Linked DNA regions of Mus musculus: all the other regions are linked to region 2. The links are chromatin loops, found by intact Hi-C in ENCODE. Cell type or tissue: heart. All regions are shown on one strand. Region 1 overlaps Gm6559 (predicted gene 6559). Region 2 has its middle 2.0 kb from the start of Gm32403. Region 3 has its middle 17 kb from the start of Gm6559. Region 4 holds the start of Mir148a (microRNA 148a). Region 5 has its middle 25 kb from the start of Gm32479. Region 6 overlaps Skap2 (src family associated phosphoprotein 2). Region 7 overlaps Snx10 (sorting nexin 10).

The links. Hi-C counts contacts between places; a loop is a spot of excess contacts. Peaks named below come from ENCODE experiments on the same cell type or tissue, not always from the same donor. Only the 100,000 strongest peaks of a DNase experiment are listed, where the experiment ranks them.
Region 1: a loop joins it to region 2, with 3 times the contacts of the local background. A loop is called at or near these places in 15 of 42 quality-filtered maps.
Region 3: a loop joins it to region 2, with 8 times the contacts of the local background. A loop is called at or near these places in 34 of 42 quality-filtered maps.
Region 4: it touches region 2 in a loop (3-fold over the local background); 7 of 42 quality-filtered maps call a loop at or near these places.
Region 5: it touches region 2 in a loop (2.8-fold over the local background); 2 of 42 quality-filtered maps call a loop at or near these places.
Region 6: it touches region 2 in a loop (8-fold over the local background); 31 of 42 quality-filtered maps call a loop at or near these places.
Region 7: it touches region 2 in a loop (7-fold over the local background); 40 of 42 quality-filtered maps call a loop at or near these places.

Annotation. Positions count from the first base shown.
Region 1 is chr6:51,382,563-51,386,562 of GRCm38, reverse strand. The region is part of intron 1 of Gm6559 (predicted gene 6559); the gene reads right to left. Among named protein-coding and RNA genes, the nearest start is that of Gm6559, 4.9 kb to the right of the region's middle. In heart, a CTCF peak has its summit at 2,406 (motif pointing left); a DNase peak (open chromatin) is centred at 2,412; H3K4me3 peaks cover 432 bases; H3K27ac peaks cover 519 bases.
Region 2 is chr6:51,207,371-51,211,370 of GRCm38, reverse strand. No RefSeq gene overlaps it. Among named protein-coding and RNA genes, the nearest start is that of Gm32403, 2.0 kb to the right of the region's middle. In heart, a CTCF peak has its summit at 2,180 (motif pointing left); no DNase peak of the experiment used is centred here; H3K4me3 peaks cover 1,158 bases; H3K27ac peaks cover 1,389 bases; H3K27me3 peaks cover 436 bases.
Region 3 is chr6:51,360,492-51,364,491 of GRCm38, reverse strand. No RefSeq gene overlaps it. Among named protein-coding and RNA genes, the nearest start is that of Gm6559, 17 kb to the left of the region's middle. In heart, a CTCF peak has its summit at 1,764 (motif pointing right); DNase peaks (open chromatin) are centred at 1,421 and 1,761; H3K4me3 peaks cover 618 bases; H3K27ac peaks cover 422 bases.
Region 4 is chr6:51,268,443-51,272,442 of GRCm38, reverse strand. Gm38821 reads left to right here. Exons shown (of 4, transcript XM_011241556.1): 2 at 1,033-1,236; 3 at 1,491-2,163. It overlaps Mir148a (microRNA 148a), which reads left to right and starts at 2,533; the gene lies at 2,533-2,631. In heart, a CTCF peak has its summit at 1,679; a DNase peak (open chromatin) is centred at 1,412; H3K4me3 peaks cover 2,346 bases; H3K27ac peaks cover 1,926 bases.
Region 5 is chr6:51,332,164-51,336,163 of GRCm38, reverse strand. No RefSeq gene overlaps it. Among named protein-coding and RNA genes, the nearest start is that of Gm32479, 25 kb to the right of the region's middle. In heart, no CTCF peak of the experiment used is centred here; DNase peaks (open chromatin) are centred at 603, 2,023 and 3,163; H3K27ac peaks cover 3,126 bases.
Region 6 is chr6:51,855,989-51,859,988 of GRCm38, reverse strand. Skap2 (src family associated phosphoprotein 2) reads left to right here. Exons shown (of 13, transcript NM_018773.2): 13 at 419-824. Among named protein-coding and RNA genes, the nearest start is that of Gm38811, 150 kb to the right of the region's middle. RefSeq lists an enhancer at 1,375-2,754. In heart, a CTCF peak has its summit at 1,919 (motif pointing right); a DNase peak (open chromatin) is centred at 1,918; H3K27ac peaks cover 343 bases.
Region 7 is chr6:51,578,512-51,582,511 of GRCm38, reverse strand. It overlaps Snx10 (sorting nexin 10), which reads right to left. Exons shown (of 7, transcript NM_001127349.1): 4 at 2,562-2,662; 5 at 2,112-2,210. Among named protein-coding and RNA genes, the nearest start is that of Snx10, 57 kb to the right of the region's middle. In heart, a CTCF peak has its summit at 1,987 (motif pointing right); a DNase peak (open chromatin) is centred at 2,001; H3K27ac peaks cover 547 bases.

The DNA of each region.
Region 1 (4,000 bases), 180 kb before region 2:
GTTCTCTGTTTTAACACTTCACAGATCTGCTGTGCGTGCTGTGGGTGACCTCCCTAGCACCTTTTACCAGCTGGAACTTTCTTACAGGCTCCAGAAAGGGGCAGCAGGGGAGGTGAGTATTCACCTTAGAGCTAAAAGTAGGGAGGTTATGGCATGATACCACTGATGGACACACTTTCCAGTGAAAGGCTCTATCCTCGGTCAGCACAGCTGACTCTACACATCCAACATGGCTGGGGATCCTTCTGGTCATGTATTAGGGCACTGTAAGCCAGAATGTGGGTGGGAGGATATTCAAGAGAATGACCCCAAAAGCAGTGTCCTCTGGAATACAAGAGAAAACGATTCCCAGGCCCCCCCTCCCACCCACAGAGGAAGAAAGTCCTAAGTCTCCAGCAGCCTTCCGCTGGGAAAAGTCTAAAGCTCTGCCTTTTTTTTTTTTAAAGATTTATTTATTTTATGTATATGAGTACACTGTAGTTGTGAGCCTTCCTGTGATTGTTAGGAATTGAATTTAGGACCTCTGCTCTCTCTGGTCAGCCCTGCTCATTTATTATTATAAATAAGTACACTGAAGCTGTCTTCAGACGCATTCATTACGGATGGTTGTGAGCCATCACGTGGCTGCTGGGATTTGAACTCAGGACCTTTGGAAGAGCAGTTGGTACCCTTACGCACTGAGCTATCTCTCTAGCCCCTGGCTTCCTTTCAAGATGCATGTTTTCAACAGCATTTGCTTTGATCGATTGGATTAGAATCTTAAGTGGAATTTTGAGTGTCTTCAGATAATATTTTGAGTTCTTAGGGCAGGGGTTTTTAGTTTGGGGCACTACTGTATCAGAGATCCTGAATGAGCAGGTTTCCCAGAAGAGCTGGGCCGGAGGAAAAGCCAGCCTGGGCTATGTAGAGAGACCCCTGTCTTAAACAAACAAGCTAATGAAGTAATGTCCCAGCAAGCTTGGACCTACTTGGGTGTAAGGAATGCCATTTCCCTAGGCCCATATGGATATGCTGAAAACTGGGTCTAAATAAACATATATTATCATATGGGGTGGGGCGGCTCAGCAAATAGTACTGACTCTTTTCTGGATTTTTAAGTTTGGAGTTCTAGAGGAGCAGATATGACGGGAAAGGCCAGGATCTCTGTTTCACACAGTGGGTTCTTTAAATGTAAGCTCAGTCCATCACAAGCTTAAATGCTGTCTTCGGTATCTTTCCCACCCCTAGGACTTCCAGAAGGAGACGTTTGACCTCTGCTCAGGACGGGCTTTCTGAGTTCTTCACAGAAGGGGTCCATTCATCCTGTGCACCAGATGGCAGACTTCATCTCTGGAATTCATCTGCTTTCTAGGCTCATGTTGCCAATTCATGAACGTGACTTACAAGGAGGGTTAGAGATAGGCTTAGCGTTGGTTTTGCTTTGTTCTGTTCTGTTCATTTTATTCGAATGTTTTATTGTGATAAAAAATACATAACATGGACTAGAGAGATGGTATAGCCATTAAAAGCTAGGCTCTCAGCCGGGCGTGGTGGCGTACCCCTTTAATCCCAGCACTCGGGAGGCAGAGGCAGGCAAATTTCTGAGTTCGAGGCCAGCCTGGTCTACAGAGTGAGTTCCAGGATAGCCAGGGCTACACAGAGAAACCCTGTCTTGAAAAAAAAAAACAAACAAACAAACAAAACCAAAACCAAACACAAACAAACCCAAAAGCTAGGCTCTCACAACCAACTCTTTAAAATGCAGATACCATAAAATTTATCATTTTAACCATTTTAGTGCACAGTTTAGTGGTGTTAAAGGCACCCCACGTTCAATACCAATAACTCTTTTTATATTTTTTTCCTGATCTTTTTACTAGATATATTCTTTATTTACGTTTCAAATGTTATTCCCATTCCTGGTTTCCCCTCTGAGAACCTGCTATCCCCTCCCCCGTCTCCCTGCTCACCAGCCCACCCCCTCCCGCTTCCTGGCCCTGGCATTCCCTTGTATTGGGGCATAGAACCTTCACAGGACCAACGGCTTCTCCTCCTATTGATGACCGACAAGGCCATCCTCTGCTACATATGCGGCTGGAGCCAACTCTTTTTATCTTATAAAACGAAAACTCAACTTCCTCATCTCAGCCCCTGCAGCTACCAGTGTGAGCTTGGTTTTATATGGTTCCCTGGAAATTACAATATGACATGTCAATACAGTTTTTTTTTTTTTTTTTTTTTAGGGAATACGGGCATAATTTCACTATATTTCTCCACTTAAAAAATTGAGGAAGGAATTTCTTTGTCTCGGACCAAATTAAAGTCCCTCGGGGACAAGCTTGAGAGCGGGTTGGTCGTCTTTAACTGCACGCGGAGCGTCGGAGCAACTTGGCCAAGAACAAAGAGCCCTGTTCACGTAGGCAAAACAGCGACACCTGCTGATCGATCGCAGAATTACTTTTCAGACAGATTGCTGAGGGTTTTTTTTTTTTTTTTTTTTTTCCTGTCTCACTGTGTACTGGCTTCTATTTGGAAAAGCTGTTGTCTAATCATAGACTATGAATGTTATTTGTTCGAGTCAACTCTGGGATTAGGCACACGGTAGCCAGGCAGGTGCTGGTGCTCTCTCAGGTCTGGTTCACAGCAGGTGGGCGGGCATGTGTGAGCTGCTTGTCCTGACCTGGAGCTTCACCAGCTTCTCTGTGACTGCCAGCTTCTCTCCTTCCACTCTGTAGGGAAAATGTCTCTACCGATCCCTGACCCTGTTCACACTAACCCCCTTTCATAATGTCTTAGAAAAAAAGAGAGACTTTCGTTGCAACCTCACTCCTTAAGTGGCCTAGGAAGGAAGAACGTGCGAATCTTTCTCTTTGATTGCCCTGCCTTTAATTAAATTACACCTGCACGTTCTATATATGCACACACACTGTGACTTACATATATGATCCTTAAGGAGAGGCCCAGGATATATTTAAATCCTAATCTTACCTGATATGTCCCTAGCACGTTCCCAGCCTCATGTGTTTTTGTTACTCAAGCTTGCTGACAGAGGGAAACCTCCTGAGCTCCTGCTATGGTGGGTATGAAACACTCCCTCTCCCAAGTGGTTTCCAAGTCGGGTTGGGTTGTGAACTCTGCCACCCTCTTTTCCCTTCCCCAATTGAATCAGAATTTCTGGAGTTAGGACTCAGGAACCTGGATGCGTGATAAGCACCCAGGTGATTCCTCTGCTGCATTGCCAAGGATAACCTTGAACTCTGTGTGTGTGTGTGTGTGTGTGTGTGTGTGTGTGTGTGTGTGTGTGTATGAGAGAGAGAGAGAGAGAGAGAGAGAGAGAGCACAAGCGAGAGAAACAGAGAGAGAGAGGGAGAGAGAGAGAGAGAGAGAGAGAGAGAGCATGCTTACAGCAAGTGGAGGTTGAAGGACAGATGGAAATTGATGCTGGTCCTTACATTCTTCTTGTTCCACAGAGGGTCTCTTTGCTGGCTTCTGTTGGGTGAGCTGGACTGGCTGATTGATTCTTGGCTTCCCCTCCTGCCACAGATGAGTGCTACTGCTCTGAGCTTCAGGTGGCTTCTGGGGTTTGGATTCAATTCCTCCCTGGCAGACACTTTACCCACGGAGCACCCACTTTCCCACCCCCCGACCTTGAACTTCTGCTCCTCCTGCCTCCACTTCCGGAGCGTGGGGATTGGATACCTGCGTGCCTTTTCTCGTGGTGCTGGAATTGCAGACCAAGGCTTTGAGCATGACAAATCACCAGTCTCTTGAATCATAGCTTGAGCTATGCTGAGACTTGGGGTATATGCAAAGACACATACACAAATATGTCCCGGAAACAATTGTATGTTTTGACCGCTGATACTTTGTCTTCTATCTCATCAAAAGACTTTCGGTGCAGCCCGGGCCTAGAGTCTTTGGCAAGAGTCTGCCGTGGCGGCTTCTGCTATGCCTGTCACTGTGCACACATTCCGTGTGCAGCCATAGCTTTCCTTCTTTCTTTCCTGCTTGGCCACTCCAT
Region 2 (4,000 bases):
ATTCAGAAAGTCAGTACTTTTCAAAGAGCCAAACCTTTCTATTTTCTTCTCAAGATCCAGGCCTGTCCTCAGCCCCCCTTTTGGCGGAAGAATTTTGTGGGTCTAAGTTCCCACGAAGGTCACTAGGTGGGCAGAAGTGGGTGGGGAGGCTGTGGCCAGCGAGCAGAGCCCCCAGAAGCTGTCCACACTGCTGCTGAGGTTGAAGACAGTGTGTGTTTGCTTAGAACTGTCTAGAACACACGGGAGAGGCGTTATGGGGAAAAAAGGGGTCTTGGATGGGTAAAACTGTGGACAAAGAGCCTCTTAGCAGAGACAGCTTGGTCCTACCTGTAAACATGAGTGGTGAAGGGCAGGGGCTGGAAGGGTAGAAAGAATGTCATAGGAATCCCAAGATTTCTCAGGTGTGGAGGACACCCTGGCTTTGACACTTCCCAACACCCAAGTAGACTGTCACTACAGAGAACTAAGTGAGACTTCAAGATCCTAATGGTCAAATCTCCATTTTTTATTTCACGGAAGCCATAGTCTTCCTAGTATATTAGTTAGTGAGTGCTGACTGACTAATGTCCCTAGTCCCTAGTCAATCACAGTGGCTTAGCACAGTCGAAGTCACACCTTGATCATGGTCCTCCCTGATTGAGTTTGTCAGTGCCCTGAGAGGGTACCTCTCACACAGCAACTCAGGGGGACCTGCTGACTTTCATGCTGTGGCCCCATGGAGCCAAGGGCTTGCTGCTGGGTGTCTGTATTCTGCTGACACAGATAGAGGACCTTGCAGGTGACAGGCAGACCTGCTCACATTCCTTAAACCTTTGTTGAGTCCAAACCTCACCTGGAGAGAGACTGGGCCACGGCACCTTGCACAGGAAGAAGATTGAATGGGCTTGGGCATGCATAAAGGCGGGTCAGCCATTTGTAGGTGGGTCAGCCATTTGCATTGCTGACCTAAACATGGAGATGAGTCAGTTGACAGCTATTTAATGAGTGATCTCTAATAATTCAGGACTTTTGATCTTTGGAGGCCAGAAGACTTGATTTTGAATATTGTTGTGTGATCTTGGGCTAAGAATTAAGCCTCCAATTGTCCTGTGGGAAATGGGCTATCTCATGGGGTCACTGTGACCATGAGATGAAACAAGAGACAACAATGCGCATGTGACAATGCATGCTTAGTCGTGGGAGCCTTTGGGACTGGATGAGAGGAAGAAAGGAACACTCTCTTTGTCCTGTTTGGATTAGCCATGGGTGCCAGCGAGGCCCAGCCGGGTCCAGAGACCATCTTCCTCGAGACAGCAAGAACGGCTTTAGTTTTCCCAATCTCTTGCTAAATTTCAGTTATGCATTTTGATGGACCTGGGATTTGGAAAAGAAAAGCAAAAAAATCCCCCAGCCCACGGCGCCCATTTTCTCTGATCAATAGAAATCCAGGCACTTAGCAAAAAGCCCCAGCAAATTATCTTTGTTCTGTCTGAGACTGCCACATACAGAAAGCAGTGGCTTTACTGTTTTTCTTTTTTAATATGTATTTCTAGAGGCAGTAAAAAGAAACAATCTTTTTAAAAAATCATTTAATTTTTTTTACTTCAGACCTGGGCCACGGGACTCGACTCCGGTGCCTGGTGTGTCCAGAATATGGCAGCCATGAAGGGTTTCCACAACTATTTACTGATTGGATTAGAAGATGAATGAAAGCTGATACCTGGGTAATAACAATTAAGATAATGCTGGAAACATGGAGGCTATGTGGGGGAAGTACAGCAGAATAAATGTGATATTTCCTAAATGGTTTCTTCTCTAGTAAACAACAACAACAACAACAACAACAACAACACACACACACACACACACACACACACACACACACACACACACACACGGGAGTGGGAGAGGAGAGAGAGAGAGAGAGAGATCCTACACAAAGCAACGTGAAGAGGAAGACAAACTGCCTTTCTTAGCACATTGTCTTTTCAAATAACCTTGTAAGCCTCCCTAGTTAATCTTTGTAATGATGGGATATCTAAAACAATAAACAAAATAACTTCCGGTGCTCAGAAGGTTAACAATTTTTATTTTGTCTTGGTTTGTTTTTATTTGTTTGTTTTCTTCAAGAAATGGTTGTTCAATTTGAGGTGGAAAAAAAATGGCTCCTGAAATTGCAAAACGTGGTCCTGTAGTGCCCCCTGGTGTCTATTTTATGGAATTGGCAAAGCCTGAATTGTGTTCCGCCCTAGTCATTAGCATAATCTTGACTTATTTATGAGCCTGAGCTAGATTCTTTTAGAGAGGCGTCCTTACAGGCTGCATCAACCCCCCTCCCTCTCCCTCTCCCTCTCCCTCTCCCCCCCCCCCCCCTCTCTCTCTCTCTCTCTCTCTCTCTCTCTCTCTCTCTCTCTCTCTCTCTCTCTTCCTCCCTCCCTCCCTCTCTCCCTCTCTCTCTCTCTCTCTTCCTCCCTCCCTCCCTCTCTCCCTCTCTCCCTCCCTCCCTCCCTCTTCCCCCCTTCCAACTGGCGCACTACCACACTATGAAAGCAATTGTATGTCAATGTTAGCATAGGATTTAAACTGAAAGCAGTATTACATTGGAAAGAAGCCTTTTCACCTCAAAAAATATTAATGGCTTTCCTTTAAAAACTATTTTTCAGAAAGCAGATTATTAAGCAGTTTCTTTTGTCCATAAAGATATTCTTTATAAATCGGTCTAACAGAGGACAGTTTTAATTTTAATTTTAGAGATTTATTATCACATGTAATAATTAAGCCATTTTCTTTTTTTTTGTTGAGAACCATTCATTTATATAAAAGATATACAGAACCAGTCTAGTTTGTGAGAATAAATAGATCAGATAAATCCACAATAATCCAAACGGCAGGACTCTGATGCCTAAACACTGACACTAAAATTACACTTAGAATTATTTAAGAGGGGGGAGGTCAATTTAGTGCAATTGGCAGGGTTTTTTTTTTTAAAGGGCTAAATGTTATCCATGGCCTTCAGGAACTCCAGACCTCGGGCGGAGACACATTGGCAGTGCTCACCGTATGAAGCAAATGTAACATAAGAGGAAGCACCCAGGCTGAGAGGGAGGAGGAGAGACGTCCCCAGAAGCCACGACTTTGGAGGGCTGCAGCGGCAGAGGAGGCAAGGGGGAGCGGGACATGGCACGGGTAGAGTGGGAAAGAGCAGAGAGCCAGCACAGCAGGGAGGGGGTGAGCTTCTGGGGTCCTACAAGGAGCCCAGGAGGGTTCCAAGGAGTAAGGCAGAGGAGAGGCATGAGGAGCAGCCTATACCCTCCCCCGCTCTCGCCTTCCCGCACCCCACCCCGCCCCCCCTCCCCCGGTACCAGCTGGAGCTGACACCAGATTATCAGTGAGATGAGTCTCAAATTCCCTTTCCTGGCTTTCCAGGAACAGGGAGATAAAGAGCTTGGATATCAAGGAAGAGGCACAGGGTGGAAGGACAGAGGACTCTGTCCTATCCTCAGACAAAGCTCTGGTTGGGCGATGCTAACCTCAGGCGTGCTTTGTGACTTCTCTCAGTCTTAGTCCTTTCTCCTGTAAGGCAGACGTGATAATCTCTTCTTCATGGGACTGGAGAGGGCGTGGGGGGCGTGCTTGGCAGAGGGGCTGAGACTGCAGGTGCCCTGAGAATGGCAGTTACTTTCCACAATCGGGGAGTCCTTGCAAGGACTTTCATCATAAAGCGCCTTGTCTGGCTCCGTGTTCTTATGTGACTATAGCGTTGGCATCTAGGCTGGAAGTGTCCTGTAAGTCAGGGCCACCTCATTATCACAGGTGGGTGCAGGGAAAGTGAAGGTCAGGAGGACAGTCTAGTGTGCGTTTGCCACAGCTAGGTTCAGTGATGAAAGCTAAAAGCTGGAGGAGTCTTTCCCATCTCTGTTTAGGGAAGTCCATTTGCATAATGGTATTAGCCAAGCAGGTGAACAAAGACAGGCTGCAAGGCTGGAAAGCCCTGGGTTGGAGCTCCAGTTTCCCTGACTCC
Region 3 (4,000 bases), 150 kb before region 2:
ACAAGGGCGAGCACTGGAGCTGCGTGGCCCTTCAGAGTTGGCCTTTTTGGGGGGAAAGCAGTAGGTCTTATTAGCCACTTATTGCTGTGGGCTGCCCCCCAGGAAGGAGACATGGCCTAGGGCAAGGTGACCTCCCCCAGGCAGGAAGTAGGGGCCAGACAGCCTACGATTTTTCCTGGAGGTGAGTCCTGAATGGGAGATCTGGGTGGCACAACACAGCATCCATGACAGACACAACACAGCATCCATGACAGACACAACACAGCATCCATGACAGACACTTAGCTGAGGCTCTGGGGATAAGCCATGCTTTCGATCTGTCCCCAGACTCCACCAGGACATCAGGAAGCGGTGACTTCTCCGTCTCCTTCATAAATAGTATTTTGTTCTTCCCAACACTTTTGGTTTTTTCCTTTATCCTTTTCGGTATAGGGGATCGAATCCAGGGCCTTCCACAGTACTTCCACAGGTACTGTGCTACTGGATCATGCTTACTGATCTTCTTTTAGCCGTTTCTCTCATGGTTCTCTGAGTTGTCACCATCCTTCAGAGATAGCACCCATGGGAGGGACTTCCCAGTCTATCTGCAAATCCTTTCTCTGTGAATATGTCCCCATCTGAAGCACTTTGTCCCCATTTTGAAGCATTCCTACTCTGAATTTTTTTTTTTAAAAGATGTACTTATTGCTTTTGTAGAGGACGCAGGTTCAATTTTCAGCATCCATATGGAGTCTCACCATCCCAAACCATCCATTCATTCTGTTCCAGGGGATGCTATACTTCTTCTGACTTCTGCCAGCACCAGACATGCATGCAGTGCACATACATATATGCTGGCAAAATAGTTGTCACATAAATGAACTAAATCTAGAGTTTTTGGAAGATTTATTTTTTATATTTAATTACATGTATGAGGGGGTCTGTGCCTACGACTACAGTGACTCTGGAGGTCAACAGAGGGCCTCGGACCCTCTGGAGCTAGAGTTCTAGTTGGTTGAACTGCCCATGGGTGCTGGAACCTGAACTCAGGCCCTCTGAAAGAGCCGCAGGCAATCTTAACTGTTGAGCCAGCTTTCTATTCCCTCTTGAGAGTTTAATTTGAAGTGAGTCTACCTCATTTCCTCAGGTTGTCTAAAATCTCTCTGAGGGCGGAGGGCCTATAACTCTTCTTTGAATGAATTGTTAGAACCGTCACATCAGTAAGTCCTAATGGGCTCTCAGATTGGGCATTGGCAGTTTCTGTTCCCTGTGGCACAACATCGCCTTTTACAAGGCAAAGATTTTAGTCAGTTTTCTGTTCAAGGCTGCTCCCGAATTCCCGTGAAAAATCAAAACTGTATCACTGGAGGTTCTAACTCCCTCCTTGGCACTCAGCACACTCCCCATCCCTTCTGCTTTTGGGCTCTCATACTGGCCCCGCCCCTTGCCCACAAACCACGCCCACAGATTCTCCTCCGCCTTCCAACTCAGGCAGCCCTCTCTTATTCTTCTCTGCTTCTTTTCTCAGCGCTCCTCACGGGTTCCACCTGTGCTTGACATTCTATTTTAATTATCTGTTTGTTTCCCCGTTTGCAGTGAAGATCCCCGTAAGTCAAAGACCTTGTCCGTCTTCATTGTTTAGCATACTACCTTCAGCGCTAGAACACTACACACTGCCTGGCACAGAGCAAGCCCTAAACACTGTCTGGTGGTGTCTGCATCTTGGGCTAGGGAAGTGGGAAGTCTCAAGACGACTACCATCCCGCCCTCCAGGCTTGTTCCTCCTCCGGCCAGCAGGGGGCTCTTTCAATTCAGAAGAGCAGCTTAGTGGTTCACCTGAAATTCTGCCTCATACAATCAGACCCCCCTCCCCCACTTTCTCCTAATTTGACTGTGCCAACTCAGGCAAATATTGAACTTTGTGTTAAAAAGCACGTTTTACTTTTTATAGGTAGTCCTCCAAGGACTTTTTGATTTTGGTTGTGGAGGGGTGTAAGGTTTGCTGTTAGAACCTCCACTTTTTTTTTTTTTCCCATTCACCCAACAAAATCAGCTACAGAAGTAAAACATGGGTGGAACAACCACGCAGTGGCGGGGAAGCTTCATGTCAACGCTTAAGTCCAGCAAATGAAGCAGCTGACTGAATGAGGCCAGTCGGCAATAACGTGTATTTAGCCACTGGGAAGGGAGTTGCTCCCACCCCCTCCCTCCCCCCTTTCCAACAACAATAATCTGGCAATATTACATTGCTATATATAACTTCTTTTGGAAAATATACACTTCCCTTAAAATAGGGTGGTTTTAAAGTTTGTATCAATTTAGAAATTGTAAAGTCCCCACTGGAAGAAATTGCTAGTGCGTTTGAATGGACTTATTGTCTGTTGGCCCTTTCCTTTAGGGTAGAGTCTGGCAGGAGCGCCAGCTTCCCTGCCAAGACAAAAAGAGCTATATCTACCGCTTATGCTCACTCGGTCAACACAAAGCAACCTCAGTTTGGCAACCCTCAGCGGTTGTTGGGAAGGCCCAGGTATCGTCGTTAAGCCATTAATACGGTGTATGTGCTGTTACACACGTCTATTTCTGTATAAATGCTTCTTCATTCTGTACCCAGGAAAATCTGCCTCCCTGGTCAGGCAGCCGTTTCCTGGAAAAACCACAGTAGCCTTCTGTGAGTGAACTGTAGTGAATGCATTCTCACAGAGAATGAGGCAGAGGAGCAGGGTGTGGAAGGCTGCTTGTCGGGCCTGAGAGCGTTGCTCTGTACAGTGGAGCTAGCCAGGTACTGTCAGGGTGCCTAAAAACACAGTCATTGAAATCTTATAAACTGTTCTGAATTGTAAACCAGCCAATCCAGATTTGTTTGTTTATTTCTGATAAAAAGGACTAACTCTAGGGAGGAGAAAATGAACCTGGTGGTTTGAGTGAACTGAAGCAGGCCACCGCCAACGGCAGGCACTGATGAAGAGGACTCTTTGGACAGGAGGGCTTCATAACCGCTGTGGCAGACAGACGGTATGCACAGTCAGTGACCAATACCCGTGAGCAATGTTTTCAGAGATCCTTGTTAGGTAGGACACGCCAGTAACAAAAATCTCGGAGAACTTAGGACACCACACGGGGGACACTGCACATTCAAGAGAGGCTTGCGACATTCCAGAACACACTACAAATTACCATGACCTCCATTCATCTCCATCTGGAAGTAGCCGCCACCAAAAAACCCCCATTTTCAAAAATAAAATGGGCTGAAGTTTGGGTATATCTGATCTCTAGGTAGAACACCACAAGCTATCTCAAGGTGTTTATATGCTGCGGCTCTCCTGAGCACAAAGTCAGTGGTCTGTCAGTGTACTTGAGAAAAAAAAAATTAAATGGTCTGGGAAGGTGGCTCAGTGGATGCTGGAGGATTTAACTATCCCCAGTATCCCTGTAGAAGCTGCTAGTGGTGGTAACTCTAAAACTGGGGAGGAACAGACAGGTGGCTCTGTGGGGTTTGCTGACCTAGTCGAGCTGAATCAGTGAGCTCTGGGTTCTGAGAGTGACCCTGTCTCAAAATAAGGCAGAGCGAGAAGGAGGAAGAAAGAGTCCACCTCTGGCTTCCACATGCACACACACGTGTACACATGTGTATATGTACACATGCACAGTATTAAATCACAGGCCACTCATTTCCTAAAGTGTCTACTGAGCACCTACTGTGGGTAAGGCACAGATTTGAATACTTGAGTTACTCAAGAGAACGAGGCGACGTGACATCTATGTATGCTGCTGCCATATAATAGATACTGGGGTGGGTGTCTGCAGTGAGGGCATGTGACATGTCGAGGGCACTCAGAGGAATGTGAGAAGACTACAGAACCATTTCTGGTGTGTGTGTGTGTGTGTGTGTGTGTGTGTGTGTGTGTGTATGTGTGGCTCCTGTGTGACAAGCAGAACTTGAGGACCCGGAGACAGCTGCTGGCCTGGGGCTGAATACATGAGAAGCCAGTTTAACTCCACACATCATCTTCCCCACACATAA
Region 4 (4,000 bases), 61 kb before region 2:
ATTCCAGCTCACACAACAGAACCTGCGGCAGAGCCCGGACCAACTCTGAGGCCCAGAGAGCACCGCTGACAGACCTTGGCAGAGCAGGGGGGTGGGAGGCTCTAGGAGACAATGCCTGGTGGAGCCCCCCACCCCCACACCCGGAAGGGTCAGATAAACACGCAAGTGTGCAAGTGGAAAGATCCCTAAGGATAAACAGTTGGAAGGAGCAAGGATTTATCTTTCCATAGGGGGATGGGGGAGAAGGGACGAGTAAATTAAGAAGACAGGAGGGGAAGAAGTTTCCAGGTAAGAATCTTCCCATGAAAATGTACCTTTCATTTTCCGTATCATCCAGCCACACTTAAGATGGAAAAAAGAAATGATACAGACGTTTTATCACAAAGAAAAACCAGGCCTGTTCTGAGAAATATCTGTGTTTTAAAAGATGCAGCTCGGTGGCCAGAGGCTGTGGTTTTCACCATAACCTGGGCTCTACCTGTACATTGACATTGCTGTCTTCTCTTTGGGGAGGGTGGAGGGAAGGAAGCCATCTAGTCATGTGGCCTCTCATCAATCCCTTTCTTCTACAAAGCACGCCTTCCTTCATGCCCTCCTCCATGCGTGCTTGGGGAACCACTGACAGATCGTGGATATGGACAATTCTGAGCACCTTGAGTTATACCTCCTTCGGATGCAGGAGACCTTGACTCCAGGTTCCACGCTCCACCCCCCCCCCACGCCCTCCACCCCCGTGCCTAATGTCCAGCAGGGGTCAGGACAGACAGACCGACCTTTGGGTTTGTCCCTGTAGGCGGTACAAAAGAAATTGCTATTTTTGATACTTTCAGGTAGCTGTTGGCCTTTTCTTACTTACAGTGGGCAATGGGCAGCTAATTCAAAAGGATGGCTTTTTAACTTTGATGAATTCTTGATTTAGCTTTGTTCTAGAATTCTCTTACCGAGAATTCCTCTCTCAGTTCTTGTAACACTCAGCCCCGGGGGAGGAGCCAAAGTGTCCTCCTCAAGGTTTCCATTTCTCACTCTGCTTAGGTGGCAGCCTCGTCTTCCCCAACCCAGCAGAGACCCAGACCCGAACTGGGCTCTGGCCTGGCCTAGCGGAAGGGGCTGCGGGCAAAGCTGTGTTCAGCGTCTTGCACACGGGCAGGATGGAGACCACGTCTACCCAGCCTGCCCACAAAGGGCTGAACCCAGAGGCCGGGTGGAGCCGGACTAGGAGCCAGGTGACCACCTGGAGTGCCGCACCCCGCCCGGCTCAGGCTCCGCCCCCACCCCGCCCCTCTGCCTGCCGGCTCCGCCCCCTTCCTCCTGGGGCCCCTTCGTCGTTTATTTGCATAAGGAGGCGGTTCCCCGCCCCGCCCAGCGCGCACGTGACCCTGAGGAGGCGGAGGGAACCTGCTGACTTGACACGAGCCGTTTTGCGGCTCCCCTTGGCGCGGAATAGCAAGAGCAGCCGTGACCTCCGACCCCGCCCGCCGGCAGCCAATAAGAGCGCAGGTCGTCTCCAAACCCAAAATTTCCACGTCGGCAAAAGTCAAGATGGAAGGGAGCGGAGCGGAGCGCCCACTGGAAGCCTAGCTCAGCGGCCCGGGGCGCAGAGGGCCGGGCTGCGGCGTGCGGGGGGCCTTTGGGAGGGCGGCCAGGCCAGACAGGCCGATGCAACCCCCGGCCGCAGCTTCGGAGCTCTGGCCCCGCGTTCTGTCGGCCACGCGCACCAACCGGGCAGGATGGGGACTGCGCTCTGCGGACCTGTTGCACGCGCGCAACAGCTGCTTGCGCGCAGTGTGTGGGGAGGCGTGCGGGACCCCGCACGGTGGTCCGGGCTGGATGGGCTAGGGGCGCCGGGCCTGTGTCGTGGACTGCATGCAGATCGGCTGCGGAGGCGCTGCCTCAGCAGGCAGAGGGAAACCGGGAGAGTGGGTGGGTGGCACCGAGGGGCCAGGGCTGCGTGGACGCGGATTCCCAGACTGTGCGCGGGCAGCTGGATAACCGGAGTAGTGTGGTGAGAATGGCTGGGGGAAGGGGAGGCCGCGAAAAGCCTGGCTTTCCCGGGACGTCCCATCTGCGGGGAAACTGGCTTGTGTTCGCCGGCTTTGACTCCCTGCTCCAGGAATTCGTTCTCATGAGGTCCTCCCCGCCCTCACCAACTTTCCAGATGGAAAGGTAAAAAGTTACCGCAACTTAGATTGAGTGAATTAGCTTCTTGCCAAAGTTTAGTAACAGGACCGGAGGAGGTGGGGGCTGGACCGGCAATGGATTCTTGTGTAGAGTAGGTAGGAAGGAGGGGGCATTGTGTGATTCCACTGGTCCGTTTGCTGTGACATTGCCACCAGAGTCTCTTAGGACACCCTTTCTACTGGATTTTTACTCCTGCTGACTGTGGCAGTAATTTTCCATAATTAACTATCCGTACCACTATTGGTCTCATCCTGGACTAAATTGCTTCTAATGAGTTATTCTTCTTTGCCTTCACTGGGGGCGAGGCGGGATGGCAGGGAGCACACCTGCAGGACGAAACTTCCAGAGGAAGACAGCCAGTTTGGTCTTTTGAGACAAAGTTCTGAGACACTCCGACTCTGAGTATGATAGAAGTCAGTGCACTACAGAACTTTGTCTCTAGAGGCTGTGGTCGCCGCCTCCCCGCAAGGGCCCTGGACGCCAAGCTGGTGGCCCTGTTGGCCACGTCGTTGCACCTTTCCTTTGGGGGAAGGGCAGCCCAGAGGGGGCACAAGGGCTTTGTGAAGAACCTGAAAAACTCCTTTAAAGTCAATGGGTTAGATCACATAAAGTAACTACCCCCCCCCATTTTTCTTCTTACCCTGGTGGACTGATTGCATATTTTTCAAGGTTATTTTTAAAATACTAAAATAGTCTGGCTTCACTTATTGAGCAAGGAGAGAAGGACCACAAGTTTATTGATGAGTGTGTTGGTATGTTCAAACTGTACCCTAAGAGAAGGAAATGCACTTGTGCCAAAGCCACAGGTAATGTGCCTTTTACTCAAATGCCCTGTTAGATAAATGAACCTGCAAGGATTGGGTTTGGATTTAGTTTCAGTTCTGAGTTTGATTTAGGCCCATCTCATTTTCCTTTTTTCTTTTCTTTTTTTTTTTTTGGGGGGGGGGTTGTTAATGGAAAGGAAGTACCTTTTCTAAGAAGGCATTTTGACAGTCATTTATGAGGTCAGTGTTTATACTTTGGAGCTGTGAGATACTGTACAGAGAAACTGCTCTCCTGGACCCTAATGGAATGTGGGTTGTGGCTGGCAGTTGCAGTTAATAGTGCGCTCTACAGTGGGCAGTGACTGGCATTGAACTGTATCCTGCTCCCGGGTCATTGCCCTATTTTGATGTTTATGGGTGTGGCTGGAGAGCGAATAGAGTCAAGGGATTACAAAACCGTCATTAACAAAGGCGCTAACCTGACACATGTATGTCAAGCTGTGACACCTAGTGATGAGCAAAAAGGAATGAAGCCTTCTTTGTTGCTTAGGGACAGCTCAGTCCTGGCAACGTTTGTAGAATGCTTCAGAAGCCCCGAGGTCTCCTGGAGTGTGACTCTGGGAAGTCTTGATCTAAAAAATGAAAATCCACCGCCTTTACTTCTGAGCACATTCCTATTGGAGTAGAGATAATGGGGAAGGGCCAATGGGAAAGTATTGGAGGAAGGACTTGCCAGTTGGCGGCACCTGTCTGGACCCCTAGCCAGGCGCTCTTCTGAGATTGTTAGCTACACCCAGTCTCCTTTCTTCCCACCAGTGACTGTTGAGCTTCATTGCTTCAACTCTCTGCCCAAAAGGTAGCTTAATCTTATTTTTGCAGTTGAATAAAGTGATCCAAATTCGGGTTCTTTTTGTTTTCATTTAAGATATAAGGTAAGCTTCCTGGTGAGGAGGGTTTCTTTCCTGATTTTTGTGAATGAATGTGTTCACAAAATACTATGAAACTACTAATTCTCACAATAGGCAGAACCAACTTTGTATGAGAATGCAGTGGCCCTT
Region 5 (4,000 bases), 120 kb before region 2:
ACCACAATTAACTATTGGTAGCCAACCTTTGTAAGGAGGGAATGAAGTCCTGGGTCAGTATGCATTATTTCACATGGACATGACCCATGTCAAGGACCCCAGTGCCTCAGACCCACGGGAATGAGAAAACCGAGCTTGGGTGAAGATCAGAGGGAGGGCAAAGCCCTCCTCAGGGCCCAGCTGTAAATGCTAACTGTGTGTGCAGAAAATGTCCACTAAGGCTTTCTCCCTATGGAAGTTTAGAACCTGAAGAGATTGCTCCTCCAAAGGCTGCTCCTACGGAGATTAGCCACCCACCTCCATGTTTACTTTCGTGTAATAATCCCACCTCCTGGTTCAGCTGTATGCAATAACTCTGCTTCCCAGTCCAATTGTATATACTATACACTCTAGGGTGCCCTGGCTTCTCCGACAGAGAGCCCAGCCATGCAATCTCAGCCTTCTGTGTCTGTCCTTTGTTCATTCCCCTTTGCCTTGAGTTAGCGTTCCAGAAACCAAGCCATGCAAGGACAGGGCAACCTTTGGAGACAATGTGGCAGGCGTGATACAGTGACGTGAGTGGTCAGCTTGGAGCCAGAGGGTCAGGACTCCTAGCCACAGTCTGCAGAAACAGAGGGACTGGAGAGTAAGCAGCCTGCTGATGTTGTCATCCACTGCTCCTCTGTCCACAGAGCCGCCTGAGAGAACGGAGTGTGCTGGATACTGTACTGTGTAATCCATGCATTATCTCATGTGGCTGGCCCAGCACTCTAGACTGCATAGTCATCTTCCCAATATATACATTTAAAGATGAAGAAAAGTCTCCCCTCTGTACTCTCCTTTGCAACCACACCCTTTGGTCTTTAGGTCTTCTTCCCAGGGTTCCCGACTTCTGAAGGCATTTATGATTTATGGCCTCTGCAATCTCAGGGGTGCACAAATGGGAAAGCAACCCAAATGTAATTTCGGAGACGGAAGAGTGGTGAGAGATATTGAATTCACCCGATTCCCCTCCTTGGGTGTGGCTGGGGCTCTTCCAGATGTCCCCTGTCACCACTCTAGGCCTCTTTACTTTGGCTTGCAGCATGCCTGGGGCATGCTGGGAGATCCATAGTGTTTGTAGAGACCGCTGACTCTGAAGTGGCCACTCAGACACTAATAACAGAAGCAGGGAGCTGGGGAGATGGCTCCTCGGGTAAAGAGCTTCCTGGGCAAGCTCGGGGACCTGAGATCTGATCCCCGACATCCACTTAAGAAGCAGTGTGTGGTGACGCATGTCTGCAATCCCTGGGCTGGGAAGGCAGAAGGAGGAGGGTTTAGGGGCTTGAGCTCTAGTTAGTCTACCCCAACGGTGAGCTCCAGTTTCCCTGAGAGACCCCATCTCGAAAAGTAAAACTGAAGGTGATTTAAGACACCTGAGACACACACACACACACACACACACACACACACACACACACACACACACGCACAGCAGGATCATTCATGGTCTCTGTCTTGTGTCTGTGTGAACCTGACACTCTCTCTCCATGGGGATCCTGAGATTTCCATTTCTACATCTGACTAACCAATGGGAGCTGGGAGCAGTAACTGCAAACACAGAACAGCCAAAACAAACAGCAAGCAAGCAAGCAAGCAACAAGCAAGCAAGCAAGCAAACAAACAAACAAACCTATGTGTACTGGGAGTAGGAAGGGAAGGGAGCCGGGCAGAAAATATCCCTGCATTTGTTAGAAGGAACTTAGTGCCTTCTTCCGGAGCTGATGTAAATTCTGCTGTTCACAGCACAAAGGCATTTCTTTCCACTTCTTGCTTGCTGTAAGCAAGGTTAGAGACCAGAGCTGAAAATGCCTTAGTGTTAAACTACTGCCTGACACAATGAAACAAAGGCAGTGTTTAGCTCTCCCTTTTCAACATAGGAGCATCTGTTGCTATGTTAAAAAAAAACAAATGCTGTGGGAAGCCTAGTCCCAAGGGGACAGTTTGGATAGTGGGCTCCGCTCCTCCCGCCCCCAGAACAAGACCAGCCAACAACAACAGGAGCCTGACAGCTGGAATCCATTCTGGATGTCTACACTGAGCATTCACCCGTGATTAGATTTGTTTCCACAATGGTCCCAAACTCATAACATGCACTTAAAATCAAGACCCCCTTCCCAATCCCCTTAAATAAAACCTAGTCTGTGAGTCATTACTCTTTATCCAGTTCAAACTTGGTGGCTTGAAGAAGCAACCACTAAGTGCAACATGAGCCCAGCAGTGAAGTCTCCGAGGCGGGCTCACACACCACAGCCTCTGATAAACATCGAGAAGTGGGCGTTGGGATGGGAGGTTCTTGAGGAAGAGCTCTAATTGTGTAAATGTTCATACTCTTTGGCCCTGGATGTAATCAAGTGATCTTTGTGCCTTCCAGATTTTTTTTTCTTTTTTGTTAATCAAGGTGATGTGGATGATTTTTTTAACTTACATTTTAAAAACTTACATTTCATTGATTTATTGTGTGTGGTGGAGGAGGGCTCATGCACACATGTGTGCACGCGTGGAGGTCAGAGAACAACATGTGGGTGTTGGCTTTTTCCTCCCACCACGTGGGGTCTGGGGCTCAGACTCAGGTCACCCAACAGGCTTGACGGTCATTTCCCATACCCACTGAGCCATCTCACCAACTCCAGGTTAAATTTGACATAAAGTCACAGTAAGAATGATTTTGCTTTCCCAGGGCCACTCAGGTCACATTCAGGAGAGGGGACATATGGGACAAGGAGTAAGAACACCTCCACAGGGAAGGTGGATGGAGCGGTGGATGGTAAGGTCTTTCAGGTTTAGAAGAGCAGGTTCCTGCACAGAACTGAGTTTTGCCCCAGGCTTGTCCTGCTGCTGAGAAATCAGAGATCCCGTCTCTGCACAGACACGGGGGAAATAGAAACTGTACATTTGCTCCGGGGCTTTTCCTCAACTCTCCGAGCCTGGATAAACACAGAACTGCATTTCTTGGACTCAGACCCATCTGGAGTAAGGAAGCGTCCTGCTGCATTGGCTAGACATCAACCAGCGGCCACAGGCGAACGAGCAAAAAGAATGGCCTCTTATCCACGGTGGGAAAGAAATGGTGTGCAGGATTCGAGGTCACTCCACAGTGCTGGGAACACGCCAGTCAATCCGGGCGAAAGCCTCTCCTGCTTTTCCTGTCATACTACCTCTGTAGGCCAAATGTCACCGTTTAGAACCAGCCTGAAATCTTACTTGAAAGCCAAGAAGACAGATGCTAAGTGGATCCTTGTGTTTTGCCAAATCCAGATTGCTTCACAGCTTGTCCTTGTGATGTTCCCACCACTGACTGGACTCCTCTGGGGCTTTCAGTGAAGCGAGGAGAGTCACCGGATCATCATGGTTGTTAGGGCAAGAAAAGGCAGAAAAGGTAGGAGACTGACGGAAACATCGAGACTTCACGGCTGACAGATCATAGGTAGGTCTCATCAAAGGAGAAGTTTAAGTCCAAATCACATAGCCCAGTGGGACCACCACTTTGGTGGGCTCCCATGTGTGGAGCCTGCTCTGCACCATGGCATCGGTATCCTCACAGTCCAGGCTGGCACTGTTGCAGGGGGGCAGAGCACACGGGCTGCTAGAGGATCCCTGCATACTTTATCTACTATAATGTTGTTAGTTGCAAGTTGCATCAACAACCCTGCGGCCCCAGACACTGCTCAGGGAGCACCAATGCAGCCGCGAGTGTGGCCTAATCACTCATTTGGTGCCAGGCTCTGTGCTGTTTGAGGAACCCTGAACTTTTCCCAGCAGCTTACAAAGTTGGATCTTACACACAAGTACACCAAGGCGAGTTGAGGAGAGGCTGCCTGCCCCGCGTCTGAGACCATACTGACTCCAGGCCTCATACACTAAGTATGAAGAGGTGTCTCCTGTCCTTGGCAATGTGTACAGACTGCAAGGTGGTGTCCTCAGTTCCCCTATGCTGGGCATTTCTGTTCCTTGGCACCATTGAAGGGGCTACACAGATCTA
Region 6 (4,000 bases), 650 kb before region 2:
TTTAATCCAATATTCTGTAATAGCTCTTATGTTCTCTTGCTCTCTTCCTTGTGTCTTTGCCTTTTTAAGTCTTTGTAGTTTTCTGATAACATAAGTATGGTGCCCCAAATCTGTTTTTATTTTTGTTTTATTTTGTTTTGCTTCAGCTTTAATTTTTAAAAATAACTCTAGAGAATTTACTTTGGAAGTGAACAGATTACTTAAAGTTCCTTTGATAATAACCAGCTGTGTTCGTAAACCTCCTCCTAGCTAGTAAAATGCCACTTTTATGGCCTTCCTGAGGAAATTAATTGAAAACCGTTGAGCAAATTTTCACTTTTGTTTGAGTAAAAATGTTTTTTCTTTCTAAGCAGGATAAATAAAGAGCATTTCTACTGAAGAAGAAAACTTAAATGTAGCTTTCTCTTTTTGCCTGCAGAGAAGTCTTGTGTCTGTCTGCAAGTGCCTTGGAACATGGAATGCCTGAGTGCCTGCTCGGAGCCACCTTCCTTTGGGTGAACATTCCTGCCTCAGCTGCCATTCGATGTAGTCACGCACTAAAGCACTCTGATGTCAGATTGAGCAGGCAGTGATGGGTTACATTAGATACAAGCAGTAGAGATAAGACCTGTTGCTGTTTTGCAAATAATAATTAGTTTTAATTTACCCGTTTGGTTTGTATGGTAGAATTCACTGTGATTGTACGTGAATCTTAGTCATTGAAGCGCCGGTGAGGGTTGCTGTTTCTCTTAGTCGCTGGGTGTAAGTTATTTTTAGAGTGCCACAAATAATTTCCTAGACTTTGTACATTTTGAGTCAATAATAAAGACTTCTTTAAAGCTGTAGAGATGACTTAGCCTGGTATTTTATTCTTCATAGAGTAATAACATGTTTTCATTAAAGAAGTTGTATAGACTCACGGGTTTACCTGCTGTAGGTAAGAAAGAATAAACCGGTGCTTGAATTACAGATAGAGGGAAAGTGGCAGCCTGCTGTCCGCTGGCGCACAGATCAAACCAGAGCCGGGTTGCTGAAAGCCCTTCAGTATCCTAATTTGATGATGGGCTTGCCAGTGTTTTCTAATATAATTTTATTTAAATTTAATGAAATCAAAGATTCATAAGAAAGCCCATTTACCATTAATACAATGGTATAAACAACTTGGGCATGTTTTCAGAGTCCGAGGCAGGCAGGTATTCGCTGACCTCTCTGACTCTATCACTGCACTATCACAATCCCACCGCTAAGTAGCAGTCCTGGCCGAAACTCCTGTGCGCTGCTCTGGACCAAACGGAAGAGACAGACTCTTGCGGGATGGCAGCAGTTGGCAGCCAGCAGTGAGTGAAGGGAAGGCTGACTTGCTCTCTGATACTGCTGTTGATGCATGGGTAAGGGTTGCAGAATCCTGACTCTTTCATATATAGTTAAAATTGGGGTGTTTTTAATCATCTCTAGAGACGGCAGGAGAGCCTTACTCTGTCTCAGATGCACCAGTGACTAGATATTTTGGAGTAAATGGGATCTACTATTGAATCATTCTAGTGCAGGTTCTAGCTTTTGCCTAATTTTGCAGGTCGGAATGCAAATGGGCTGATAATATTTTTTAAATCTCCACTATTTATGTAAAACTATATTTACAGGCAATAGTAGAGTGTTTATTTTACTGTTATACTATGTATGTTGTGATCACTCATTTTCCAAAGTCAAAGAAAAAAATCCTGTTTACCTATGTAGACATAGTTCAAGTTTTCAGAAATTACATTTGTACAGTTACTCATTTCCTACTAAAGTGTCATCTAAATAGGTTGAAATCATCTTGGCAAAAGTTAGACAGGCAGAAATTAATTCAGTGGTTCATCTTTCAGAGCCAGCATGGTTGAAAAGCCAAGCCTAGCCTATGGTTACGGGGTTGTGCCTTTAACCTAAGTGGCCAGCAGATGGCAGCAGCTTGTCGTTTGCACGTGGACCCACTTGGGAACCCCTCCCCCACCACAGCCGACTGAGAGGCCGTGTGATTTCCGTCTTCTTTTCCAGTTAATCCAGGAGAGGGAGTCCTTTGCCAACGGATGGCCCCCGTTTCCAGCACAGAGGCCGCTCTTCCCAGAGCCGTGTGTGGCCTTTGTTCTTTTCTAAACGTGAATATACATGGGAGATAGAAGACTGGAACCAAAGGCCTTTAAAATTGGGAAAGATGAGAAAACCTGCCACTCCCTGTGCTTTAAGTGCGCTTTCTGTTGAGTTGATAAACTCATCTTTGTGCTATGAAGAAGTTTCTCTCTACCCTTGACAGTACATCACATTCTCTTCAAGATCATAATAACATCATTAATGTGAATTTAAACAACAGGGCTTGTTAGAAAATATGCTAATTGTTATGTTCTCATTATGTTTGCCTAGCTTTTATTTGTTTTTCTATGAACAGTTAGAGAGCTAATTTTTCTGAAAGGTGATTGTAAGTCATATTTTATATAGCATTTTGCTTGATGGTTTGCTCTGTACTGAATTTGTACTCTGTTGCCATTAGATCTTACAATAATGTTCCACTCTGCAAATTTTTAAGGTTCAAATAAAGTTTAATTGTTTGCAAACTGTTATGATGCTAATAATTCAACAGCCTGCTGTGTTACTAATGAAATTACTTTGTTATGATTAATTTGGAGAATAGTGTGTTGATTGTAGTAATTAAGCACAACAAGGTGAAGTAAATGATGCTAATGCCATCTGGCCTCCAAACCGAATGAAGAAATGAAATAGGGCTGTCATTTGAATTTATTCAAAGAAGTAAGCATCGTGCACATGGCTCCCATGTCTGTGGGGTTTGCACTTAACCACCGCTCACCCCACCCCATTTTGACCACTTTTCGGCATATGACAGGTTTGTTTTTTGTTTTTTGTTTTTTTAATGAAAAATGGTGTTGGTTGTCCAGTAGTTGATGTGAATACTTGGTTTTAAACTGATTATTTTAACTGTAATTCAATTACAGATAATTACATACAGTACATAGGAGCGTAGCGAGGAGAATCACTTTGCAGCCATCTGTAGGTAAAGTCGGTACATGTGGGCCTTTTTATTTTCTGTCAGTGGAGAAACACTTTGGCCCTAGCCCTTCACAAGTAGCCCGGCTCCCTTTGCTTGTTTTAAAGTGTTTGTCTTTACTGGTGGAGTCTACTCTTGTTGCTTAGGTACAGCCATGAGATGTGGTACAGCCTGGAGCAGGGCAAATGGTCTCCAGTAAACACCTGTGAACTGCCTTGATACCCTACAGTAGGTCAAGACTTAAGATTTAAGAAGAGGGGAAAAAAAGAACTTGATCTTTGTACCCAGACAAACAAAAACCAAACAGCCACAATCCTTCGCAACCGGTCCTCTTTCCTGAGGCCTTAGCAGCTGGGCACCGGGTTTGTCGGTTACCGAGTGTAGCAAAAGTGTAGGTGACTGCAACATCAAGCTATAGCACTGTGCTTAGCCACGTGTTCAAGGTTATGTAACTTTTTCAAGTGAGAGGCACAGGTGGCTCAAGGAGCTTGGAGCAAGCATGTAGCTCCTCTTTCCGAGCACCCTAAGCTACCACTGCCTTCATTACCCTCAGGCAATGTCAGAGGAGCCAGCTCCCACCCTGTACCTTAGAAAAAAGCCCTGTAGAATTTCACCTTGGGTGGATCTGATAAGAATTTCAGAGTCAAGTGTGGTGGCATGTGGCTGTGATAGAGGCAAGAATATCAAAAGTCCCAGGCCAGTCTGGGCTACATAGTATCATCCTGTATTAAAGGGAATCAATAAAGGAAAAATCCTAAGAGGAAAAGTTTCACGGGTCCAATTATAATATAATTATTGTGCTTTAAAAAAAAAACCACAAAAACAAAACCAAACAAACAAAAGACCCCCTCTACCCTCTGACTTCTCAAAAGTCCTGTGATGATCATAGTAACTTGGATGTGTACAGCCCCCAGATGAGAGGAGACACTGCTGTAGATAACTCCAGTCAAACCCTTGGTTAGCATCAACCCGTAACATTTGCAA
Region 7 (4,000 bases), 370 kb before region 2:
GGGAGCAAACCCTGGAAGCCGGGCACGGTGGTGCACACCTGTAATCCCAGTCTGGGCAGGCAATCAGGACCAGACTCCGGTACACAGGTTTGAGGCCAGTCTAGATGACATGACACTTTAAAAAGGCCAGCCACGGAGGAGTGATCAGTGGCCTGCATTTCCCTAGTGACATAAACACAGACACCTGCTGTCCCTGAACCTGCAATAGCCCAACAGCGCCCACCCACTACTCCCCTACCCCCAGCCCCAGGGCTAGCCTGGCCTATGGGATTCCCCCATCCTGCTCGGGCCACAAGGCCACACTGTGGCTCCCATAGAGCAGCTTCCAGAATAGAGGCTGCTCTGCAAACGTGAGCTCCATCTCAAGGGAGAGCCATTCGCCACTGGGCACCTTAGAGACGACAGTTAACAGAGTTCTCCCTAGGAGCGGGAGAGATGGCTCGAGGGTTAAGAGCACTGGCTGATCCCCCCAGAGGACCTGGGTTCAATTCCCAGCACCCACATGGCAGCTCACAACTGCCTATAACTCCAGTTTCAGGGGATCTGACACCCACACACAGCCATGCATGCAGGCAAAACATGAATGTCCATGAAATAAAAATAATTATATTTTTAAAATAATATATTATTAAAACATATAAATATATATTATTTATATATAAATATATAATAATAATAATATAAACCCAGTTGTCCCTAAGGGAGAAATGATGAAAGTCTGGACCAGCGCTTTGTTCTGTCACACCTGTGACATGACAAAGGACCCTGCTGTGATGTTTTCAGAGGCCTCAGCTCATCTAACAGCTCCTCTGGGCTTTTCACAGGGGTCACTCCAGTGTCAGTCCTCCCTGTCCGCAGTTCATCAGCTCCCAGCTTTCTGCGTGTCCTAGGGACCTCCTGGAAGGAAAGGCACCGTGCCAATCTAATAGAAACAGATATTAATATTCATGTGCACACTTAGTACCCAGGCCCTTTATAAGCGAGCCACGTGGGAAAAGCAGCGTGCTACTTCAGAGCAGCTCGGGGTCCTACTTAGTGAACTCAAAAGGAGGTAATTTCAGATCCCAAAGCCACCAGAAGAACGGACAGTTGGGGCCTTGCCTCTAACTTGTACTCGCCTGTCTCCTTGTCTACAAGATGGAAAAGCAAGCTCACAGCTGTTTCAGCCCTGAGTACTAAAATAATAATAACTGCCAACACTCAGAAATCAGGTTGTCAGACACTATGTAAGTGCTCTGCAGCTCTCAGCCCGCTTACCTGTCTCGGCCCTTATGGGGGAAGGGCCATCATTGTCCCTGTTTTATAGATGGGACAACATAGGCCCAGAGAAAGGAAAAGGCTTGCCTGACTCCCAGCTACTTAAGTGGCAGACCCAGGATTTGAACCCCAGCAGCCCAGCTTCAGCATCTGTGTGCAAATCCGTGAGTGTCAGGCCTCTAGGGAGGGGGTGAGACAACGGGAAGTTCTGGTGGCCTGGACTCCAGGCAGCTCCCGGGGAAGGGTGGAAGCGTGCCCCATCGCAGAAACCAGAGTCAACCTACTGAGACCACTCAGACGACACACGCACTTGACAAACGGCCCTCTGCAAGGACGAACTGAGCCATGCAGTCAGAGAAGGGTCGTCCAGGCTGTTCTAACTGCTGTATCTGAAGCTAGTTTTAAAGAAGTGTTTCCTGTAAACACAAGGCACGCTTATCTCCTGGGAGACTTTTGTCAGCCAGACTCCTGCGTAACTTGCCATCTGCTTTACCTTGGTTGCTGTTTGCCTGGGTTAGTTATTGTTTTGGGATATTTATTTGTTTTATTTGTTTGACAAGGAATGGCCTAGAACTTACTGCAACGCCTAGGCTGGCCTCAAACTCACAGAAATCCTCCTGCCTCAGATGTGTATGCTGGCGCTGTATCTACTGTGCTCTTAAGAGACCATGTGTTTATTCTGATTCAGACATGCATTATTTGCAAGCGCTGTTCACATCTGTACCATTCGATGCCAGCCACAAGATGGCGCTCTAACACAGGCTATAAATGTCGGTGGCCAGCAATCAGAGCTATCATCTCCCACACAGACCCGCTCTGTCCACATCCCTTGCCTGGTGCAGGCCCTTACTTACTTTCTGAGGAAATCTTCCAAGCCCTGGCGGCGTTGGTCGACATGCTGGCGATTGTTCATGTTGAAAAACAGGTTTTTAGACGGAAGTTCTGGTAATTGTCTGATAAGAAAGAGAAAAGTCGATCACCAATCACAGTGACTTAGCTACAGACATTGCTCAACATGAAGGCATGCGTGCTGTGCACGGTAATAATCATCACACAGCTATCACCTAATTATTGTCGTGTGATATTAATTTAAAGGAGAATCTGTCTTTAAACACTTCTGGGGGCCATTCGTGATTAATATCCATAAAGGCTGGTAAAGCTAAGAGATGGATATTAAATTCAGATGCAGAAGGCACAAAGGAAGCACGCCTGTGCCCTGTTCTTACCTCACGCATCTTAACGCTATCAACTTTCAGCAGAACTAGACTCATGGCTCCCGGTAATTTAAACTTTAAGTCACTTACACCAGCAACGCGTTGCTTTGGAGTCTTTGCCTCAGCCACACGAACTCTCTATACCTTCTTCGTACACAAGATGTTTTCATTGTAAAACACATGCTATTTGTCTGTATAGAAACAGAAAAAACATGAGCCTCACCTAAGGGGAAAAAGCACTTTCTTAATATATATATATTATATCTCATGATGTTACCCTCACTACTCTAAGTAGTGTGCAAGCCATGAGACATGTGTGCATTTATGTGTGCACTGCAAAATCTTTCATGTAGCTTATCAGTCTCAGTCCCAGAAGAAGCCATGACGACAGGAATGAGCAGTGTTAGCCCTGGGTGGGCATGGCCCTCCCCTGACCAGACTCCTGAAGGAGGGAGGCCTGTGCTCTCCTAACGACAAGCATTGTTTCCAAGGATGGATCACTAAGGAAAACTCCAGTGGGCATGTTTGCCCACCCTGTCATCTCAGACTCAGGCAGGAGGCAGGAGGACTGAGTTCAAATCCAGCCTGGATTACACAGTGAGATCCCATCGTGAGAAACACACACGAGCCCTAAAATGCACAATGCTCCAGCGCATCCACTGCATTTTTAACCCCACGTCCAGGCGTCCGTGGATCAGCACTGACTTCCTGCAGCTCTTCACAAAGCATCCCAGACATCTGCAAATGTCAGCCCTGGTTCTCCTCCAGGAAATGACATCAGCTCTGAGTGGGGCAAACAGGGTGGACATGAAAAGGACCAGAGAGCACCTGACAGGTATAGCTGACAACACTGTCACCAGCTAGCGTCTGTTTCCCCGTAGCAGCCCTGAGACAAACTTGGGAAACAAACAAGCCTAAGTCCCCAGCCTAGGCTAAGCCACGATGCCTCTCCTCTGGGTAAACCCCGAATGAGCAGGCGGTCCCTCTGGGTACCACAAAGCTGACAAACAGCTGGGTCTGCTAGATTCAAAACACAAGCCATCTCGGCTGAGTGTGGTGGCTCGCATCTATAACCCAAGGACTTGAAGAAGCTGAGGCAGGAGCATTGCCTGCCACCTGTTTGGGCGACAGGGTGAATTCCAGGCAGTCTGAGCTATAGAGTAAGATCCTGTGTAAAGCCTCAACCATTCCTACAAAACAAACAAACAAACAAAAATACCCTCTATTTTATATATTCACTTTAAAAGAAGATCCACTTATAATCATTACATTGCTAAATGAGAAATTAGCTTTTGCTACTAAGATCTTCATTATTTCAAAACCTACCCTGCCAGTGAAGTTCTGCCATTTTCTTGGAAATCTAAATGACTGTGTACATTTTGTTCATGAGCTGTCCCCATGAAACATAGGGCAAAGTTCCTGGATGCAGGGAGGTCAAGAGTCTCAGCTGCAAAGGCCACAGTACTACACTTACTCTGCCACAGAAGCAAAACCTACCGGAGAGGCCTAACTTCAAAGCCCAGAACTGC